Regions from separate parts of the Homo sapiens genome. Here regions 2 and 3 are each linked to region 1. The links are chromatin loops, found by intact Hi-C in ENCODE. Cell type or tissue: heart right ventricle. All regions are shown on one strand.

The links. A loop is a pair of places that touch in the nucleus more often than their neighbours do. Peaks named below come from ENCODE experiments on the same cell type or tissue, not always from the same donor. Only the 100,000 strongest peaks of a DNase experiment are listed, where the experiment ranks them.
Region 2: a loop joins it to region 1, with 4 times the contacts of the local background. A loop is called at or near these places in 11 of 110 quality-filtered maps.
Region 3: it touches region 1 in a loop (11-fold over the local background); 53 of 110 quality-filtered maps call a loop at or near these places.

What each region holds. Positions count from the first base shown.
Region 1 is chr4:47,028,621-47,036,620 of GRCh38, forward strand. GABRB1 (gamma-aminobutyric acid type A receptor subunit beta1) reads left to right here and starts at 2,947. Exons shown (of 9, transcript NM_000812.4): 1 at 2,947-3,111; 2 at 3,294-3,385; 3 at 3,797-3,864. The coding sequence starts at 3,032. In heart right ventricle, a CTCF peak has its summit at 4,214 (motif pointing left); DNase peaks (open chromatin) are centred at 2,921, 3,862 and 4,171; H3K4me3 peaks cover 2,408 bases; H3K27ac peaks cover 1,309 bases; H3K27me3 peaks cover 1,984 bases.
Region 2 is chr4:47,380,262-47,388,261 of GRCh38, forward strand. All of the region lies in intron 5 of GABRB1 (gamma-aminobutyric acid type A receptor subunit beta1), which reads left to right. Among named protein-coding and RNA genes, the nearest start is that of COMMD8, 79 kb to the right of the region's middle. In heart right ventricle, a CTCF peak has its summit at 3,766 (motif pointing left); no DNase peak of the experiment used is centred here.
Region 3 is chr4:46,839,848-46,847,847 of GRCh38, forward strand. It overlaps COX7B2 (cytochrome c oxidase subunit 7B2), which reads right to left. Exons shown (of 3, transcript NM_130902.3): 2 at 5,113-5,167. Among named protein-coding and RNA genes, the nearest start is that of COX7B2, 65 kb to the right of the region's middle. In heart right ventricle, CTCF peaks have their summits at 4,677 (motif pointing right) and 4,885; no DNase peak of the experiment used is centred here.

The sequences.
Region 1 (8,000 bases):
TGTTGTGGCTAATTGGAATGAAATTTTTTTGATAAAATATTGTAGATTCATTTGAACCTTAAAGTGTGGTATCCTTCTTATTTTTGTTCTCTATTCTGTGTATGTGTATATATATACATACACACACAAACACACACCCCGACACATACATATACACCATATATATGTATATGTGTATATATGTGTATATATATGTATATATGGTATATATACATATATATGGTGTATATGTGTATATATGGTATATATACCATATATATATATATGGTGTATATGTACATAATATATCTTTTGGGTTTTACACTTAAATATTTTAAAATTTATGTTATCATGGCTCATTATATCATTCTGCACCTTGCTCTTGTTTCGTTTTTGCTCAGTGTTTTACTTCTGGGATTTGTCAGTGTAGAAGCATGTAGACATTCAACTATTTTGACTGTTGTATTACATTGTGTGATTATATTCCTATTTATTTCCAATTAATAAAAATTGTTGCCAGTTTTGCACTACTAAAAACAACACTGCCATAAATATTCTTAGACTGCATGAGTTTATCACTAGGGTATATTCTGAGTGGTAGCAATTCTGGGCCAAAGAGCATGGGCATCTTTGACTTTACTAGTATGTCCAAAGAGTGGTACAAAGTGTTTAGATCAATTTATATGTCTACTGAAAATATATGGAGTTTTAAAAGCCAATTTTTAATATTCTTAAGTTTTGCATATCTCATGAGTTTAAAATAGTGTACAATTCCTTTAATTTGCAATTCCTTATTTAGAGTGGCTTTTGATCTTTTCTTATTTACTTCTGGAAGTTTTTTTTTCTGGTAATTTCTTTATACAAACCTTCTGATGGTTAAATTTGCTGAAAACATGTTCTTTCTATGTATAACTTGACTTTTCAGAAGAAGCTTTGGATTTAAAGAAGGTTACATTTTAACATAGTTATCGCAATAATCTTTTTTATCATTTATAACTTTGTTCATCTTTAGATCTTTCCTTTTATCACAGTCATAAAGATATTCTCCTATATAGTTTAAAGTTTTGAAAGTTTTGTTTTTTGTATTAAAGTTACGTATCTACCTGTAATATATTTTCATGTATGTAATGATGTAAAGATCTACTTTTTTCCCTTATGGATAATAAATTGTCTTGCAACATTTATTGAGTAGCTCATCTTTTCCTACTTCTCTTAAAATAGAGGAGTATTTCTGTGCTCTCTATTTGCTCGTACTATTTTGCTTTTTATCCCTACATGAATTCCATGCCAAAGACAAACTGATTCAGTTTCTATATAGCACAATAATGTCTTGATATCTCAAAGGCAAATGCCCCCATATTCCTTCTCTTTTTTTCTTCTTCTTCTTCCAGGTTTTCTTGGCTTTTATTTACCCCCTCATTCTTCTATTTGAATTTTGGAATTAGTTTATTCATTTCCATTTAGAATGTAGGAATTTTGATTCAAATTGGTTATATTTCTTACATTGGATAGAATTGACATCCTTACAATGTTGAGTCTTCCCAATTACCCATATGGTACATTTTCCATTTATCTAGGTCATATTTTGTGTATTTAAATAATGTTATGTACCTTCACTCTAAACTTCTTGTGCATATTTTTCCCCCAGTTATTCCTAGGTACATTAGAATTTTTTGTTATTATTGTAATGGAATAAATTTTTCTATTACGTTTTTTTGTTTGGTAACTCCTGTGTAGGGAAATACTAAGAATATGCATAAGTTTCTTGACCTTGAGACACTTCCATCCTAGTTAGAAGCTAATTTTTAAGCTGTCTCCTCTTTCCCTCATAAAAGTAAGCAGCAGACTATAATAGGAGTAGGGATTACAATTCGCTTTACTTACACTTGTGTGTGTCCCTCTCCCATTAGATGTGAATTTCTCTAGGACAAGAACCCTTTTTGAATCAGTTATAAGTCCCAGAATGCCCACAACAAAATTTAATATATACTATTTAACAAAAGAACAAACACCTAGTCCAGGGCCTTCTGCCTAACATGTGCTCAATGACATTTGTAGAATCGAAGTTACTGAATTTGATTTAATTCAAACAATACTTGCTCCTGCAGAATCCCAACCTACTGGCGAACAGAGGTTAAACTGTCTGGATGTTTCAGAGTTCTGCTAGGGGTCACAAATACCACCTTAAATGCTGTCAATTTAAGAAGGAGATTTTTCTTATCACAACCTGGAGGATAAGTGGGGCTTGCAGTGGATGGCCCTAGAAAAAAAGATTGCCTGCCCAGAACTGCTGCTGGATCCTTTGTTTCCCTCATTTCCCAACCTGGATGAAAAACGACAAGGGGAGGGAAGAAAAGTGGGGTGGAAGAAAAGTTGGCTTGCCCCTCCTACTCTGCCTCCTACAGAAGTCTACACCAAGCCAGATGTCCTAGGATGCCTCCCAAGGGCACCTAATTTTTGGAGTTCTCAAATACGTCCTGAGTTTCCTCTGTACCTTTAGTAACTCTCCCGTTCCCTCTCTCTCCACTCTTCCCTGCTCCCAGTCACCCCCACCCACAACCCCCGCTGATCACATCCTCCCGGTGCCCGCCACAGGCAACCAGAGAACAACAGACCCTCCTCCAGAGTCCCCGTTCTAGGACCTCCCTGACTGTCAACGAAAGATGCCAATCACAGGCAGCCTTAGCCAGATCACTGAGCGCCCAGTAAAAAAAACAAAATCAGGTTGAGGGCAGAAATGAAATCAACATAGCAACCTCCAATGCATGAAGGAAACTCCGTTTACACATGCTCGTAGGATCCCCTGCGTGGAAACAGCAGCTTGTCTCTGACTACCCGGAGGACATGGAGCACCCCAAATAGGAACTTTAGAGGGATTGAAATCTGTTGCCTGTTCCACTAGGAATATTGTTTGCAAGGCACAAGGTGTCTTTTGGTAGTGAGCGCGCTCTGCGCATGCGCAGGTCCATTCGGGAATTACTGCCCAGCAGCCGACTAAGTTGCATTCCTTGAATCTTCGCAGAAAAGACAATTCTTTTAATCAGAGTTAGTAATGTGGACAGTACAAAATCGAGAGAGTCTGGGGCTTCTCTCTTTCCCTGTGATGATTACCATGGTCTGTTGTGCACACAGGTGAGCTGCTGTTGTTGAATCTCGCTCTCTCTCTCTCTCTCTCTTTTTTTCTTGGTATGTTTCTTTTTACGTGTCTGCTGGATCATGTATCTTGTTGTTTGGGGGTAGGTGTGCCTGTATCTTTTTATATGTGCTCACAGTTTGTGCTCATTTTGAATACGGTCCCTACTTCTTCCCCTTAGCACCAATGAACCCAGCAACATGTCATACGTGAAAGAGACAGTGGACAGATTGCTCAAAGGATATGACATTCGCTTGCGGCCGGACTTCGGAGGTAACGCTTCATCTTTTTTCAACCTGTAACCCATCCTTAGTTCTCCTTTTCTGTCAAAGATAAATGTCAAAAAAAAAAAAAGAAAAGGCATGTCATTTTCGTAAGCGTGCACTATACCCTGGGCACACACACACACACACACACACACACACACACCCCGGGTCCCCAGTCTCAGGTGGATGAATCCTCAGGCGGAGGCGACCTTCTCCCGGGCCGACACACCCTCTGCATAGTCACTGCATCACGCGTGTGCCCACACCTGTTTTCCCAGGCAGTCCCCTGAAAGGGGTGGTGGGGGGAGCAGGGAGGGAGCCCGTTAAGAATGGAGTAAGGGCTGGGAAGCCCCCAGACCCTCCCCAGCCTGCTGTCACTGAGAGAATCTGTTCCTAATGTGGCCCACCTCCCCGGCAGGGCCCCCCGTCGACGTTGGGATGCGGATCGATGTCGCCAGCATAGACATGGTCTCCGAAGTGAATATGGTGAGTGGCCTCCCGAGGGGCCCGGCGGTTCGGCTTACGCAGATGGGAAATGGACAGGTCCCTTTGCCCTCTGCGTTTCATTGGCGGTCACCTCGCCCCTGGCCCCTGAGGTCCCACTCCGCACCCGCTCCCCGCTCCGGCACACACACCCGGTCGCCCCTGGTTTGTAATTTCGACACACACGGGCTACTGCGGTGTTCCAGGGGAAACGTGCTCGGCACTATTTTGGGAAGGACGAGTGACTGTTGCGCCGTGGATCTGCTGGGGCGGAGTCTGAGCGTTACTTTAGCTGGGTTTCCCTGCGTGTTTGGATGAGGAGGGCACCATCTGCTGGCAGCCGGGCGGCCTGCACTAGGGTCCCCGGACCGGTGGTCGGCAGCCATCACCTCCCCAGGCGCGGTGCTGGCAATCCCCATGGCCCTCGCAGTCCGCGAGCCCGGATGCACCAAGGCCCTGCCACCGAGAGCACAGTCTGGGTTTCAAAGTGTCCTCTCTCTCCAGGTTCAGGCACACCTGGTGGCAGGAGCAACAGGCTAAGACAACAGTCCATGTTTGCTAGTAGGAAAAGTGCCCGAGCCTGGGTAGGCTTGTATTGTTCTCTTGCGGGAGGTTATGAATTTGTCTTACTGCATCTTGCAAATTTAAGTTGAAACAGAATAAATCAAGTCATATTGCTTCACCTTACTCTAGAAACCTAAGCATGCCTAAAAATCCTGATAATTTAAGGGACGTTGGAAGGGAGAGGGGGCGACAGTAACACAGCACAGTCCTTTCATTTCAAAGGGGTCAACATTCTTTTATATATTTCTTCCCTCTCTTTTTGGAAGCTATTGCAAAATGAACTGAAATAGCTGCCACTTTCTCTGTTGGCTGGTTCCGTCCACTGTGTGTAGGAGTTTTCTACTTAGAGTTTCTAACTGTTGCTTCTCGTAAGACGGAAAAGCCTGTTGCTTTTCTAGAATCAACCACCCAGGGAACAGCTAGATCTACGTGAGCAAAATGCCATTTTTATTCCACTTGTGAAAAAATGTTATGGCGGCAGAAATTTATAAATCCTGAATAATTTAAAGAGTAAAACCATTTGAGATTGTATCACTCTATGGCTATAAAGGCTATTGAATTGTCTTTCATTTCATTCCTACTGTGTCGTTTTATTTTAATATACTATGGTTTAAGAATTCTTTTCTTTTCCTTTTTAGGTTATGTTAGGGTCGAAATAAATATGTCTATAGCTTATTGAATAGGAATAGAATAAAAAGTGTGACTATTTAATTTCTGTATTTTGTAGTTGTAGCGGCTCCTGCTTCAAATAACGTATTTAAAATACTATTTGTAAATGTCTCTGATTGTCGTGCTGGAAAAAGAAACTCAATTTTAAAAACGTAATACACAATGAATATTTCTCATTTGGCAAACTGACTTATTATATTCTGTTTACATACATGTTAACACCACAAAGTAACCCAAAACATATTATTTAGAAACACTCTGAGGAATGTAATAATATGTGCCTAATCTACACGAATGCAACTGGACAAATTAGACAATGAATTAGTTTAACAAGTTGTATCATGTAGATTAATAATGTTAATATTTTTCCTTTTCAATCATTTCCTTTGGTATCTTGTAAGCATCCACAGATAATTGATAAAATAGAAGATTTAAAAAGCTCAAAAAGCAAATGCAGCCTTTGTTCTACCTTGCCGTGTAGAGTGTCATGCTTTTCAGAATTTTAAAAAATATATAATTCTGTTGGCTATATTGACATACCCCTTTTCAGTTTTTTTTAAAACTCAATTAAATAGGGAAGTTGCTGCAATCAACAACCACCGTAACAAAAAGTTCTGTATAATTAGTTGTTCAACTGAATTCATACATAAGCTCAGAACAAGGATTGACTTTAATTGAAATACCACTGGACATTTCTTCCTAATGATTAAATAATACAGTCTGTTTACTCACAGCAACACGTGTGTATGCACTTGATTTTTCAAAAGTATTCACCCAGCTGATAAGCCTTTGAAAATACCTGTTCTACTACAATCCCCATTACCTTTCCACAACAATGTTACAGACATGATTAGAAAATAGAAACCACTCAAAGTTGAAAAATAATAAACCTTGATTTACTTGTTCTTTCTTGTTTCTCCTTTTAATGAGCACTATCAACAGAACCCAAAGTTTATTTTATCTTCTGTCATCTATGACAAAACATTGAAATAAATAGATTGGAAATAACTCCAAGAAAAATGGAAATAAAGAGTAATGTTTTTAAAATTGAGGGTTCTGTATAAACACAACTCAGATGGTTAGCCCGCACCCCCAAAAGAGAATTGTTTATTATATGTTGTGATATTTAGCTAATATAAATAGGGTAGGAAGTCCATGGAAAATAAGACTTATTGCTTATTGCTTTTTGTATTAAGCATGTTTCGGTGCCCTGATAGGCAGTAACTTGAGTAATTTAATAGAAAATTTTCATCTACATTAAATGACAAGAATATAACAAAGAGAATGGACAATAATATCATAAAAATAGTTTTTAAGAAAATGCAAGTTGAATCAATTTCCAAAACATTGCTTATATTTATGTTTTTATTTATTACCATTATTACCCATTCCATGGCTGGGAAAATGACATAATTGTGCATTAAATTAGTAGATTTGAGAACTAGGTTCCATTCATTTTTGTTCTTTACCATTGCTTCCCCAAGTAAAATATAATCCCTGATTGGTTTACACATTGTCTGCTTTACAGACTAACATCGTATCAAGAGTATTATCTGATTTCTTAATTTGTGAAAAATTAAGTGTTTTCTTAATTTTTCACAAATTAAGAAACAAAAGCAATCTTTACATAGTAAAGAATCTCTACAATCAAGAATCATTGGTTCTAAGCAGTGAATGCAAAACTTGTGAAGAATAATGCCGATGTAGATAAACATATCTACTTGAGAACAAGACTTTTCAGGCAATAATATTATTGATTAAATTAGAAAGGATTGTTCTTTTGGCATCATGGGATATACTGTTTGTGTGATAGCAACTACATACTGTTACCATTTTCTAAACTGTCATCTTAAAAAACCACCATGATTTCCATTTATATATTATAACCTTCAAACCTTGTCTTTTAACTGTTTCTGCCAAGCCACAGACACACACACACATACACACACACGCACAAAGAGGACTGACTAAAGATGAACAGGAGGCAGTTGGAGTAAATGGAGACAAGAGCTCCCAGAAATTGTCCTTAACATAACCACTAACATCTGCTACTATAAAGCCAGTAAAACACAGACAGTAGTAGGCAAATTTTCTCTTCGAACAGTAGTTTGGGGAAACATGATATTAACTACCTTCTAACAAGTAGTTGAACTCTTGTATTTCAAATTCCAGTGACTAGCTGTTCCTTTTTATTCAAGAGGTGGATCCTGATTACCAAGTAGGAGTTCCAACCAGGCAGCTCTCTGTACCTAATCTGAAGACACGATGGTCCAAATGGCCACCCCTAGAAGACCTTACATCGAATGAGTCCTGACTCAATGCAGGACTCAATTCAAGCTGTTCCCAATATGAGATAGCTATCATGGATTCATTGTCTTTCCTTCCTTCATGCATGAATGAGTATAACAGTGAATGTTCTTACAGACATTACAGTGAACAACGATGACAAAAACGAAAATGAGCCAATTTTATAAATAATGCTTAATGAAAGACAAATTTAATTTACCAAATATCCACTTAAAATTCACTGTTTCTGTTGTTGTGGTTATTTTAATATTAGACTCTGGAAGTTTCTGGTACATACTTCAATTATATCTCATTACTATCACTGTGGTGACTCAAAACAGTAACTGCTTGTCAGATTCCCAGTCCCCACATGAATTTCTCTAGGTCAGTGCTTCTCAATCTTTAACATATAGGTGAATCACTCTGGGATCTTATTAAAATGCAAATTCCAAATCAGAGGTGTGGGATGGGGCCTGACATTCTGCATTTTTCCTGGGCAATGCTGATTGCTGGTATATAGATTGCACTTTGAATATCAAGGTAGTACATTATCCTAAGTTCTAGCTTAATTAAGAAATTGGCTGGGTACAGTGGCCCCAACCAGTAATCCCAGCATTTTG
Region 2 (8,000 bases), 350 kb after region 1:
AACTTTAGTAAAAGATAATCTTCGACAGGGAAGAAGTAGACACACAGCGGACTTTCAGTGATAAATATTTATATGAAATTTATCAAAGAATTCCCAGGAGCACTGACTGCTCTAAGCTGTAGAAAAGAAACTTAGCCAACGTCTTCCTTTTGAAATGAAAATCAGTAGCCAGAAGTGGCTAGTCCAAAAGCAATCTAGATAAGGGATAAGCCCCATCTTCATGCTCAGAGTCCTTTAATTAGCACTATGGGATGTGGGTGATAAAGAATTTTTCTAGTACAATTTTATTAAAAAATCCATGTTTTACTAACATGAACTTCTGGAAATTGATCATCCGTCTATTCAACTGAAAAGATAAAAATGGAAATTCTTTGAAGAAAAAGAGTACTTCAGCATCCTCTTAAAACCCTAGATATATTGTTTCATGGGAATTTAACTGTACATCTCCTTGATAGAATTCTATTATGGTTTTTGCTTATATAGGCACACTAGTTATTCAATGAAGATTGGGAATGAGGCACTGGACTTCATAATCTCTGTACTTTTTTCTATAGATAAAGATAAAATGGGTAAGAATTTCAAAGTCTACAAACTAAGATATATGAAAATTCATTCTTTGGTTTTTATGATTTTATTTTAGACTCTATGGTTCAGTCTGATAATGGCCATATACTTCCTCGATTCAGCAATTTTTCAGACACTTCAGATTGTAAATACAGTAACACCAGGATGGTTTATGTTTCCTCCTGTTCTTTCCCATGGCATTGATAGAGGGCTCAGATAGCACAGGGGTAATTGCCACCAGGAGAGCAGGGAAATGTGCCCTAGTCCTTGTGCACTGTCTCCCCGTTGTGCCACACCTACCCCTGAAGTCTATTGTAAGCTCTGGAGGTGACTACAGAAGCCTCACCCTTGGGAGCTAAGGAAGAGAGTTTCTACCTATCATGCTGAGTCTCCTGAGTCCTGGGCCAGCCTCTAACTTCAGCTGTAACTTCTGTCTGGGGCTCACCACAAGCAGGATCAGGTCCTCACTCCACTGGTGACTGGGCATTTTGTGGGTGTCAACTCAGCTCCCACTCAACTCTCTGCACCAGTGATGTGCTCAAGACTTAACTGGTCTTTGTCTGATCCCTGGCAGGAACCATCCATGCTGCATCTTCCAATGGGATGACTCTGAGATCTCTTTCAGGAACACTGGTTCTCTCCCCGTGCGTGTTCATAATCAGGATTCCTCGGAAAGCCTCCCTTAGTTTAATAAACTCAGACAAAATTATCTCTTACACTCCACAGGCTTAACAGAGCATCCTGTCCATTCTCCCAAACAGTGGAATGAACAGCCTTCCCTACAAGGCTTGCTTCTACTCATGTCTCAGAACTTGGAAGAGGCTGTCTAACCTCATATTCCTACCCTAGAACCCAGCTTGAAGGGTCAGAGACAGACACAGGCCTTCCTAAATTCACATCTGACTTTTTCTTTCCTGTCTATTTCTCTTTCCCCCCTTCCCTGCCCTGAAGTGCCTTTAACTAGTGTATGTGCTGGGGAACTTATGGGTGAAGAGAATTATTTAGGAAGTTTGTATGTGTAAACATGCTTCTATCTTACTTTCTCGCCAACAGTTTCTAAACCAAAGAGCAAAGAATTTGCAAAAAATTACAAAGATTGTCAGATGCGAATTTCCCCTGTATCCTCCCCCCTCCAAGTAGTGTGTGACCACATTTTTATTGTCTAGGCTGGGGGTAGGGATAAGGTGCTTGGATTATAGTGAAGAAATTCTATTGTGACTGAATTACAAAACGATTTTGCATCTTCCCTTCTTAAATCTTCTATCCTAATAGAATAGAATCTAGGTATAATTATGCACCACATGTTACATCACCAAAACAAATGGTTTTAACATGAGCCATTCTACCAAACACAGCATCTCATAGCTATAGGCCAGGGTTTTTCAACATCAGCAATATTGACATGTTGGGTGGAATAATTCTTTTTTCTAGGCCACTGTACTGTTCTTTGTGGGAAGTTTAGCAGCATCCCAGGCCTCTACCTACTAAGTACCAGTAGCACTCCTTTCACAACCAAAAATAGACATTGCCAAATGTCTCTGGCAGGGGAAATCACCTGAGGTTGAGAATCACTGTTGTAGACCCACCCTGACACAACATGTGATGCCTATGTACTTGGAAGCATTCTTCTAAGCGTTTTGATGATGGATTGCTTCTAAGAAGCACTCTGTAGCTATCACTTTGCAAAATAACCTCTTTTATCTTTCCTGTAAGTCAGGTAGCACAGATTATTGGCCCCATTTCCACAGAGAGAAACTTGGAAGCATTCAGCCTTCCCAATCAGGTCATGGAACTCTGTACTTCCATTTTCTCCATCTGAAAAAGTGAAAAGTATCATCACTGCTTTTCTTCCCAAGCCTGAGATTGAGCAATAAGTACAGAGCATTGCCCTTTCCTAACTGCTATTCCCAAACTGTTCCATCCCAGGCAGCTCTAAAGACCAATTCATATTTGCAGGACTTCCTATTTCATGGACATCAGAAATAAAGCCTTCAACATAAACAAAATTGGCAGCTAGCCACGTATTTCATCAATGTAACTGCCAAATTACATGGAGTAAAAAATCAATTCTAGCAAAACCAATAATAATCGAATCAGTTCTTTTCCTTCATGCCCAGACACAATGCAATTTTTAAAACACAGACATTAATGTGCCCAACATGCCTACTACAATAACCTCTGTGACACCAATCTAGCACTTGGGAATGAGTGCAGATAAGCTATAGATACAAACAACTGTGAACTGTCAGCTTTACAACATTCTATTCACATGGATTTCAAAAGCCAAGAAATTATACAAGAAAGCATGACAGTTTGTGAATCTCAAAAGCACATAGCCTCCTAGTTGCTAAGGCTATCCAACCTGATTCTAGAGAGGATCCAAAAACCATGCCATATTTGAAGACAGCTGAGAATTGCCAGAGAAAAGCTATTTTTCTAGGAAAGAAAATCCACTATTTTCTATAGACACAAGAGCTTGGTAGAATATGATTATTGGAGGTTGTGTGCAATACCTCTGTGAAAACTCAGGTCAGGGACCACAACTTTGCATCCACAGATGAGAAAGGCATCCAATTTAAAAATTGAATTGGGTAGCAGCTCTCAATAAGTATCATCTGAGAGTGAGTGAATAAGGGATATGAGACTAAAATGATAGATTATACCTAAAAAAAAAATCAGGGACTAGGCAAATAAGTTAATAAAAATGAAAATTAAATTCTGATCTGATATATTAGTAATTTTTAATTCAATGCATCTTATTGCTTCCAGTTGTAAAATCATAACTGAGAGATGTGAAGAATGGGTTCATATCATTTATGGCACATAGATTTTTGTTCATTAATATGCATAGCTAAAATAGCGGGCATATGAGCTACCATACTCCTCAAAATGTTAGTGAAAGTATTATAACTTAAGCATTAAATATACCAAACAGGTCATTTTTTATAGTTACTTTAGTAATCAACTAGAGTTGCATATATTCAGATATATTTCTAGCTAAAGATCTGAATATGTGACAAGGTCTATTAATCATAATTGTTCTAGTGTCACTTAACATAAATGAATTTTAAAATAAAACCTTGTGAGAATCAGTGATCCAAAACTAAAATCATCATGAAAACCTAAAACTCCTGTAACTAAAGGAATAAAATCTTCACAGTATCATGTCGCTGCCTATGAATCTGGAAGATCTTGAGTGCCCTCTACAGGATATTTAAATAACTTTGATGTTTATTTTTCCCAAACAGGCAATTTCTAGAACGTAAAAATAACGTATCAGGTTTTATTTTTTAAATGATTACATATTCACCACGTAAAATTTTTGAAAGAAAAAATCATCCATAATATTATCATTCATAGATAACCACTATTAACTCTTTCCATATATAATCTTTGTTATATGTACACACACACATACATTTTTATTATATTTTTCTCTTAACAACATACCATAAACATTTTGCCATCACTGATTTTGGCAGGTTGAGGATTTTTTTTAGATTTTAATGGATTTTCCAAAAATGTGCTTTATTGACAAATCACTATTTCTCATCAGAATTTCTCAGTGAAAAGTGACCCCCACACCAAAATAAAAAAAAAAAAAGGAAAGAAGGTGAATTTAAATAAAACAAAACAAAACTCAGTAACCACTCAAGGGTGGGTTCATAACCAATAAAATCAGGATACACATGACTCTTCAAACCAAAAATACCATAGAGATATTCTGAATAGTTTCCCACATTGAGGATATAAGGTGGTCTTAGAAATTAAATTAGGTAAATAAGACTGTTATCCAAACTATCAAATCTGGGGTTTCAGGCCAAGAATAACACTGTTAGTGCAGTAAGGTTAAAGTAGTAGTACATTTAAGTTAGCTAGATAAGTGCCTCTGTTTCTATTTTACTTGTCCATGATCTTATTATCCTTAAAGGTAGTTTACACTTCAGAAAATAAAGGCATATTTGACACACTAAGTGCCTGTCAAAATCAGAGGTGACTCCCTTTTCTACACTAGGCCTGATTTTGTTTTTTATTTTTTAAAATAAAGCAATGATGCACATCTTTAAGGATGCCAAATAGATTAGGCATTCTTAACACTCAATTTGAAAACAATCTTTAAAAACATTATGATACTGACACACTAGTTTAGCTTCTTTGCACATGGGGTTAATTCCTTTTCATTTGTCCTAGTGAACGCTGTCATTACACTTTCCGGAGAATATTAACACGAAAGACTTTGCCTACAACCAAACAAATGTTTCAAAGTGGAAAGAGGTTTCAATCTTCCTTTTTAACCAGAGCAGAAATTACTGGCAGAGGCAACATCCTATCATAATAATGCCATGACCTCATCTGAGACTAGTTGAACAGCAAGATCCTCTCTATTCCATGATAACAATAATAAGTCAAGGTTGTCTGAATTTTGAAAGAGATTTCTCACAAACTTTGCAAGGAGTACATGTTTTATTTGGTTACAGTACTGTGAAACTCATCTTTTTGAGAAGGTTGTACCCAGATCTCAGTGGAAATTAAGAACAAGAGTAAACAGTCACAATTTATTTTCATTTCTCACCTGAGATTATTTTAAGAAGGGAGGTGCCGAGAATTGAGATGTTTATTACATGTATAGACGATGCAACAGGATTTCAAGACTGTAAAAGATTTGACCACAGGTATCTAAGAGAAATCTACTCTGTGATTATTAAAATAAATTGAAAACTCTGAACTGCTTTTACTCACAACATTTCTGACACCAAATGTTTGGGTTTGCCTCACACCAACCAATTCTCCTACTCTCTGGACACCAAGTGGATCTCTTACAATTCAATTCTGATTCTAACACTCAAGAGTTAGACTCCAGAGTCAGACTCCACAGGTTTAATGCCTCGGTCCCAGAAGACTGCATTCACTTCTGATGCCATTCACAAGCATTGGGTTCCCGGGTTACCCACAACTCTGTCCTACTTAGCTTCAAATCAGGGGCTCCCACAAACCTCCCTCTAGGTTTGACAATTTGCCGGAATGTCTCACAGAACTCAGGAAAACAGTCTACTTACTACTACTGGTTTATACAACTCAGGAGCAGCCAGATGAAAGAGACACATAGGGCAAAGAATGGCAGGGAGTTGTGGGGGTGCAAAGCTTTCATGCCCTCTCCAGGCATGCCACCCTCCCAGCACCTTGATGTGTTCACCAGCCTGGAAGGTCTTTGAACATTAGTGGGTTTTATGGAAGTTTCATCACATAGGCATGATGGATTATTAACTCAATCTACAGCTTTTCTCTGCTCTCTGGAGGTTGAGGTGGGGACTGTGAAAGTTTCAGGCTTCTAATCTGGGTATGGTCTTTTTGACAACCAGCCCCCATCCTGAAGCCATCTAGATGCTCACCAGAATCACTGCATTAAAATGAGAGATGCTGCTGTCACCCAAGAAATTCCAAGATATTTAAGAGCTCTGTGTCAGGAATGAGGGACAAAATCACATATATATTTATTATGCCACAGAAATAGATGACTAAGGATTTTTTTCTGAGACATAAAATATTCTCCCCTTTGACTATGAAGACAAATAAAATGTAGAGGCTACAAGCTGTTTGTTTTGAGATTTTATTGATAACAAGCACATCAATACAGACAATAAGATTTTTAGCATTTGCAGGTGTGATTATCCTTTACTTCACTGTGTATTGGGGCCATTGAGTAACCGTCACTGTGATCTTTGGCTAGCAATGTACCTAAAACATATGTACCTACATAAATTAATGCAATATAGCTCCATTAGCATGTATAAAGGAAAGCAGACCTTGTGAGTGGGAGGATATTATCATGAGCCTACAGACATTAGTACACCACATGGCTATTTGTGTTTATAGAATGAAATACATCATTCCATTGTCCAAGAAGGAAGGAAAAAAAAATTCAACAGACACTTAAGCTGATGAAATTGAAGCATTCTGGGCAATATAGTAACCCCACATTCTGTAAAAGGAGAATCAGTAATCTATGGAAGCAGCTTGATGTTTCTAAAAATAAGTCTAACAGACCTTACTTTCTTATCTGATAGGCTGCAAAATCAATCAAGAAAAATATGAGAAACATAGAGATATAGACGAAAGGCTAAACAATTAGGAAAATATTAAATGGATAAATGATGGTGTCACCCCACAAAGTGCTGATTAAAGACCTGATTCATCCTACAGGAATATTACCAGGGAAATCTTACAGGGCTCTGTCTTTGTCTCTGCCAGTCCACATTTGTCTCAATCAAGGGAATAATGATAAAAGGCATGTTTTTCAAATTTGCAGATAACATGAAACTAAGAGGTTGAGCAAATCAGCATCCAGAAACAAAAATAGCCCAGGCACAGTGACTCATGACTGTAATCCCACTTTGGGAGGCCAAGACGGGTGGATCACCTGAGGTCAGAATTCAAGACCAGCCTGGTCAACATGAAGAAACCCCATCTCTGCTAAAAATATAAAAATTAGATGGCCTAATTTTTTTTATGGTGTTATGCACTTGTAATCCCAGCTACTCTGGAGGCTGAGGCAGGAGAATCACTTGAACCTGGGAGGTAGAGGTTGCAATAAGCCAAGATTGTGCCACTGCACTCCAGCCTGGGCCACAGAGTGAGACTCCATCTCAAAAAGCAAAAACTCAATAGGCTAAAATAGTAAGTCAAATTGAATTAGATAAAATTATCAAACTGGCTCGATACAATTAAATGGGAACAATATTAGTTCTTATGTGTGAGTCCAAAAGAAAGTAAAAACCATTTGATTGTGGAAAAAGCGAATTTGAACTTGTGCTGCTTTAATGGAAGACCAGTGACTAGACTTTGCTAGCCAGTCACTCCAAGAATGTCATGACTTGGGCAGGCATGGGGGGATCTCATCCACATGGGACCAGAAAAATGGTAGAGGAGGTCAGAACAGGGTTGTATAGAGGCTTAACCCCAGCTGAATAGCCCAGATGGATGCCTATCACATGCAGTTCAACCTGGCAGGCAATTTCATCTTGAGAAATTACAGGTAGACAGCCAATTTAAAAGTCAGGAAGGGCCACAATCAGGGTCAGGAGATCTAATGGTGGCAGCAGAATTTCTATCAGTGGGAAATTTAAGAGGAGTTGGACATATTCCAAATAAATAAAGCTCGGAAGGAGATCTTGGCCGTTGCACTAGAGTCCCATTGGTGTCAAAGGTTCAGCCATATAGCCAACACGCATTATAGGCAAAGTGTCTACATCTACAAATTAATCAAGGGTCTTAAACGGATTATTGGCTCCAAAATACATAAAGAATATTACAATATTAAAATTAGTATAACATGTTAACAAATAAGCTGCAATTAAATGTTTTATAGTGATATGTAAATTATGTTTAACATGGAATGTGAATACATTTTAATGTATTTGATATAATGCCTGGAGTCT
Region 3 (8,000 bases), 190 kb before region 1:
TGGGTCTTAATATATGGTTGTTGAATTAAAAAATACAAAATATAGGTGGGGAGGTGAGAAACTTATACCATTAACTTTTAATGCATTTATTTTAACTGTAATACTAATGAGTATCCATTAGGGAACTGAGACAATTGATGCAACAGTAAACCCAGATAACAAAGGCTTCAACACAACCTGAGGACGTTCTCTTAGTAGTGAAAAATCCAAAGGAAGGCAATTGCTGGTATTGATTTAGAAGTTTAAGGATGTCAGGGCTAAAGTCTCAGTAATTTCTGGCCTTTCCCTCAAGGTTGCAAGGTGACTCTCTAGTTCCAGTCATCATGTCTACCTTCCAGGAATGAGAAAGGAGGAAGGGGCCTGAAGGAAGATGAGGCAAAAATCTGTATCAATAAGGCAGGACTTTCCCAGAAATTCCATCGGATTTTTGTTTATATGTCACTGGATAGAATTATGGCAGATTATCTTTCATACCAACAAGGAGAATTAGAAAACAGGGGACTTCTGTATTTGTTTTTGTCTGCAACAATAATAGGATTCAGCAGGTAGGAAAGAGAGGATATTATATTAAATAAGCCACAAGAACTCTCTGTCATGAGGGATAGTTGGGTGCACTGAGGAGTACATGAGTGCTGAGAGAGAGTCAATGTAAATAGAAGAAAGAGCATACATGAAGTCAACTAACAGCTGCTTCCCCATCCTGCCCACTAATGGCTGATAGTAGGCATTTGATCTATCAGCTTTAAAACCTGACTGAAGGCATGGGCTTCATGGGACTTCTAATACAACGTCTTTATATTTTTCATTCAGCCTCTTCATGAGCTTCATAAATAATGCTTTTCCTGAACACTTTCAATGTACCTCGTACTGTGATACAATAATACCTGCTTCAAGTTGTCCACTGTAAATAGAACTTTGCAGTAACAGAAGTGGACATAAGGCCTTTAGTGGCCCACTGAAGAGATACCTAATTCAGGCTGGGTGTATGCTTGTGCAGTGGGAAGTTAGTCTGGGAAGGATTACAGTAAAAAATAAAAGTAGAGCTGGGTTTTGAAACAAAAATAAAAGGACTCATTAAATGAAGAAGTACAGAAGGCTGTCACTGACATACGGAGTTGGTGCATAAAGACAAAGGGAGGCAAAGAAAGCAAAAAGCATTCTAGGATCTGTAATTTTGTCAGCAGAGCAAAGCACAACATTCAAGGAGTGAGGACAATGGCAGGCAGTGAGAAAACTAGAAGAGAGGTAAGCAAGAACCAGAAGATGGTTTTGAGCAATGAGACACTGAATTATTTTAACCTGATATTAGTTCTATGCCTCAGAAAAATTAGCCTGCTCTTAATTGATTAGAGAGGAGTAAAAATGGAGAGGTGGAATCCAGTTAGGAAACTATTCCAATTGTTCAAAGTATCAGGGCCTAAACTAAAACAATATCAGAGGTTCCACAGACAGTAAACAAGTCAAAGAGCCCACTTACCAAATGTGCTCTGTGTGTGTGTGTGTGTGTGTGTGTGTGTGTGTGTGTGTTTAAGATGGGCTGGCAGGAGATGCCACTGTAGGGCAGAAATGAGGGTAAAATACTAAGAAAACTCCCATTTCTTCACTCATTCATTGGTTCTGTTAAAGGTTAAACTGATTTTCATAAGGTTAATTCGTGTTTGGGATAATGTGCTATCTTAGTAAGACATAATAATATGAATACATACTCATAATAATGCCTATACATCTGACCCAAGCAGGTCATGACACAACCTAAACAAGAAAACAGTCACTCAGCCATTGAGGAGCCTAACAATGTGCTCTGAATTGTGACTGAACAGCCTAATTCTTAGAGCAAATCTCAAGGACCAAGGAAATAATATGCAGCACTAGATTTTATTAAGCAAACAACAGGCCTGTTCACGCTGCATTTCTGTGATGAGCTACTTAGTAGCCTTCAAAACTACTTACTAATGAAATGAGAAACTTATTACATTGGCCTCTGTAGCAATTACAGGAAATCTGGTATATAAAAATCAAAAAATAATTCTTAACCCATAAAGAAAATGATACAAGCTTCACAAAGCCAATGCAAGTAATTAGACACTTAAATTGAATGGCAATGCACATCAAACTTATACTATGCTCCCAGGTCCAGGAAACAAAAAACACAAAATAAATGGTGGATTAGAAGGATGCAACAGTTTCTAAAATTAACATTCCTTTACCCCGATTTTATATTATTCATAAAGAAGCCTTCAAGTTCACTAACCTAATACCCCTATTTGTTGTCACTGCTATTATCAGCTCAATCATGGTAATAACAAGCAATGTCTTAATGCACCACCTGGTTTGACAAAACTTCATAGAAGAATAAATGCCCAAAGCAATTCTGGCTTTCAGACAAGAGCATCCATACAAAATGATTCCTCTATGCTTTCCCTGAAGGTTGCTTTCCTCTATGTGCAGTGGGGGATTATTTGACAGTAATGACAAATGAATTAACAAATCAGTAGACATGAATAAGCATGATTAAATTAAATGCATAGCACAGTGGTTGTGAGCTCACTTTTTTTATTTTATTATTATTATACTTTAAGTTTTAGGGTACATGTGCACAACTTGCAGGTTTGTTACATATGTATACATGTGCCATGCTGATGTGCTGCACCCATTAACTCATCATTTAACATTAGGTATATCTCCTAATGCTATCCCTCCCCACTCCCCCCACCCCACAACAGTCCCCGGTGTGTGATGTTCCCCTTCCTGTGTCCATGTGTTCTCATTATTCAATTCCCACCTATGAGTGAGAACATGCGGTGTTTGGTTTTTTGTCCTTGCGATAGTTTGCTGAGAATGATGGTTTCCAGTTTCATCCATGTCCCTACAAAGGACACGAACTCATCATTTTTTATGGCTGCATAGTATTCCATGGTGTATATGTGCCACATTTTCTTAATCCAGTCTATCATTGTTGGACATTTAGGTTGGTTCGAAGTCTTTGCTATTGTGAATAGTGCTGCTATAAACATACGTGTGCATGTGTCTTTACAGCAGCATGATTTATAATCCTTTGGGTATATACCCAGTAATGGGATGGCTGGGTCAAATGGTATTTCCAGTTCTAGATCCCTGAGGAATCGCCACACTGATTTCCACAATGGTTGAACTAGCTTACAGTCCCACCAACAGTGTAAAAGTGTTCCTATTTCTCCACATCCTCTCCAGCACCTGTTGTTTCCTGACTTTTTAATGATCACCATTCTAACTGGTGTGAGATAGTATCTCATTATGGTTTTGATTTGCATTTCTCTGATGGCCACTGATGATGAGCTCACTTTAAGTCAGAAAGACCTGAATTAGAATCTTGGCTTGTCCATTTATGAGGCTTCTTAGCATCACTAAGCCTCATCAATAATAGAGAAATAATAATACCACATTCACACACTTGTGAAAAATAAGGGGTGTCATAAGGTACCCATATCTGGCATATAATAAGTTTTAAGCACATATTAATGTAAAGAATGTATTAAGGACATCCTCTGAAGTAGTGATTTGCATTCCTCTTTTACAGAAAAGACTGAGACTCCGAGAGAGTCATCAACTTGTCCACAGTCATGATTTTTACAAGTAAATATGAAAGCTGGGATTCAAACACAGGTCTACTAAGGCAGATTCATTGCTCTGATTTTTTTAATCTATGTTTTTAAAAACATTCTTTCAACAAGCCAGCCAGGAATTAATGTAAATATTGTACTGAGCTTATGGTTTCAGAATCAAAGGAGAGAGGAACATAGAGAAAAAAATAAAAGCAAAAGCAGTCTACTGCAAACAGTTCACAATTGTAGTTCTGCAAATTATTAAATTTCAAACAATTTATATGAGAAATGGTTAAATGAAGATAATATAGTCTGAAGAAGAGACAATTAGGGAAAATAATTGCAATTATCAAATATACAGAAATGTGATTTAGAATATTATGTGTACTTTCACTTTGCAAGAGTGGTTTATATTCCTAAAGGATTAAAAATAAAATACAAGAAAAAAAGTTACAAAACAGGTACTTTGCTGCCAATTTTGGCTGCAATTCTATGGGGTTATTCCCTGGTGGCAGGTAATAAATAAGAGTCCTATTTATGACACATGGGTGAATTATTTTGCTTATATTTGCAAGTTATATCACCAGAGAGGAGTTTCTGGCTTGTAAGGAAATATCAACATTTGGGTTATTTAGTTTCTACACAATAGATATTTTAAAAGCAAAATATATTGTCTGAATTCTCATGTTAAATTATTATAATGTCCATGAACTTACCAAAAAGAAATTGTTCACAGCAATTTGCCACTTAACAAAGTTATTACCACCAAATAACTTGATTATCCTGTAAAATTTTATCGCAATATATAATTTCATACTTAATAAATGTCATATTATTGGCCATTAGCTTGACTGAGGAAGTTTAGGAATTAAATATTCCCAAATTCGGCTTTCAAGCTGACCACTGACTCCAGACACGGTCATGGATAAGGACAAGAAAAATATTAAATACAAATGTCTAGATGGTTACACACCATACTGACCAAGTCAACCCGGCAAAAAAGGCCCATCACCATCTAATAGCAAAATGAAATTTTTAAAACGTCTAAAAGTCACGGAAGCATATAAATATACAACCACACCAGGGGGCGCTCTTAACACTGAAATGATGGATGGCATATTTTAAGACACGTGGTGGTCTCAGCTGTCCAAATGAAAGATTTTCTAAGCATGTAGTACTTGGCACAAGTGCTTATCTTTTGAAAATGTTTGCTGGCAATACACACATTTTCTTTTGTATCCAACTGTTCGTGTAGTTAAGACTATCAAGTTAGTCTATCAAGTAAAACATTTACTGCTGATAAAAAATATTTTATTTTTGAAACATTTGTCTACTTAAACTGACATCTGTCTCTTTGTGTAGTTGGGCTGATTCTCAGTAATAAACATCGTGCTTAAAAGTACATACAATTTTTTAAAAATGAATTCAGTGTGAATTTTATTTTTTACAAAATTTCCTACCAGAACTTTAACTTTTACTTTGTGAAAGTGTAATGTAGGTAGTGTGGGTCTTTTCCATATTTTCTCGTTACCTGTTAGAAATCTGAAGCTCAAATGCTCTCCTCAGAAAGTTTCAGATTCTGCTTCCTAAAAAAATGCAATTAGAAAATTAGTGTCAGATTTCAAAGACAATGAAAAAGCCAGAGGTAAGTACAGGCTATGTTACTCAGAGAAAATCACCATATACTACTTCATTAACAGTAAATATTGTCATACAAATGATATCTGATTAAAATAATTTTTAAGAAACAAAGTTGAAAAGGAAGCATCGTAAAGCACATGACAAGGGCCTAGCTACCTGTTTTCCAATAGTGGTAGAGAATGAGTCTTTAAACTTTTCTCAACCCATGTGGTTGAGATAACTCTCTTTTTTATACCAGCTACCTTCATGAGTCACCACTCACCTGTACCCAACCTCAAATGGAAGGTTCTGGCCAAGGTTTGCCTAATATGCTTGGAGACTTCTCAGCAACTTCCTTCATGCAAGTTCAAGGAAACAGAAATGGACTTCTCTAATGTTTGAGCCCTAAATCAAATTAACCAGCAGACTAATGCCTCAAATGTGGTTGAAAGGAATATATTTTTCATTCTATAACAATAGTGAGGATTTAAAGTTAAAAAATCTAGAGAAAATGATACATTTATTTACTACTTTAGAGTATATGTGCATAACAGAAAGTCCCACCCAAAAAGCAGATATTAATAGTTCTCAAGGATGTAGGGACACAGAAAAAAAGAGCATAGGATAAAAGAAAAACAGTCCACAGAAGAAAAAACCCTGGAGGGGTATGCTGGGAGAGGAGTCAGGTGACTACCACTGCCTGTTTTACCTCCTTCTTAATGCCTGGAGTGAAACAAGAACTGAGATATTCACCAAGGTACATGTACATGTTTGGTGAGAGGCAACATTTGATGTAAAATAATCTGGCATATGGTTAAACTGCATGAGTATCCATCAACAGCAAAGTCAGAGGCAGTGGTGTTGAGGTTCTTTGTGGTCAATCTGACTAGAAGTAGGTTCTGAGCCAGTTGCTAGGAAATGGAGATAGACTTTACCCCCATTAGGGCTGGAATGGTAACCAGAGGGCTACCAAGTAACCTAAATTTTAAATCAGACCCTAGTGCCAACTGAAGATGCTAAACAAGAAATGGCAAGTTTCAAACGTTTTGAAGGTAAAATAGTTTTGTAAGTGCTTATGAATCCAGGATTAATTGAAGATGCTGCAGATACCAAGGTGAGAACAAGACTAACTGCGTTATTTGTTCATTCATTCAACAAATACTTAATGAGCATCTATTTATATACCAAGAACATTTAACGGCTTCAGATAAAGCAATGAACAGAAGAGACAGCGATCTGTGTCCTCATGAAACTCACATTCTAGTAGGAAACAGGGACCATAAACAATAAATATAATGAATAACCTATATAGAATGTTGTAAGATTATAAGTACAGGAAAAAAAGGAGAAGGGAGAGCAGTATAAAGGACACTTGGAACACAGGAAGGAAAAAAAATAGATTGCAACAGCAAAAAGGTGAATAGGGTAGGACTCATCTGTAATGTTTCACATATCAAAGGCCATGAGGGAGGTGAGGGAGTCAGACATGCAGTCTTCTGGGGGAAGAGTGTTCCAGTAAAAGGGAACAGTGAGTTGAACGGCTCTAAAGTGAGAGGGTACCTGAGCTGCTCAGAAAACAGCAAGTTAGCCACTATTCTGGAATGGAATGAAAAAGGGAACAGTAGTAGAAGAGGCTAGAGAAGTAACAAAAAAGCCAGATGGTGTAGCTTTTACTGGGAATAAAACAGGAAGCATTTTTACAAAGTGGAGAGAAATGGTCAGAGACTGAATATATTTTGAAAATAGACGGGACAGGATTTTCTGATAAGCTAGATGTGGGTATGAAGAATGTAGAGTCAAGGATGATACAAAGGTTTTTATCTGAGTAACTGAGCTGGCATTTAGTGAGGCTAGAAGAGTGTGGGAAAAAACAGGTGATTGGTGGGAAATAATTATTCTGGGTTTAGATATATGAAATTTGAGATGTCCACTAGATCTATCCAAGAGGAACTATATATAAACTATGCAGTTGGCTATACTGGTGTGAAGTTTGAGGACGATCAAATTTAACACCATAGATATAGCCGTTGAGATGTAAGAAGAAATGAGTGCAGATAGAGGGGAGAGGACAGAGAACTAGCCCTCAAGTGGACAGACTCAGGTGCTCCATTATCCTCACCTTCTCGTGTTCACATCCCTGTATGATTCCCATCTCCCAGAATGTAGGCAGGATCTGTAACTTGTTTCTAACCAATAGAATATGTGACGGTGAGATGTATGTGAAGCAAGCATCATGTGGGGGAAACAATCTGGCAAGGAACTGAGGGAAGCCTCTAGAAACTTAGGGCAGCCTCCAGCTGCCAGCTTGCAAGGCCTTCAGCCTCCAGCCAACAAAACATAAGGCCCTCCCTCCTATAGCTCGAAGAAAATAAGCTCTGCAGAAAACTTGAGTAAATTTAGAAAGAAATCCTTCTGAAGTCAAGCATTCGGATGATATCCCAGGCCCAAATGATACTCTGACTGCAGCCTTGCAGAAGACCCAGGTAAGCTGTGAGCAGACTTCTGACACACAGAAACTATGAGATTAAAAAAAAGTCTGTTATTTTAAAGCACTACAATTTGTAGTAATTTGTTATGCACCAATGGAAAAGTAATGTAATTCCTGGGTTACTCCAGCATTTGCAGGCAAGGGAGCTAAGAAAGCGCCAATAAAAAGACCAAGGAAGAGAAAGGCCAGTGAGGTAAGAGGAAAACCAAGAGAAAAGCATTTCAGCAAGCAGTTTCTTGCCAGCTTTCTCAGAGAGGAATAGACAAAAATGCAAGGGAAAATTGAATCTTCTAGAAGCTGACAGGTAATCA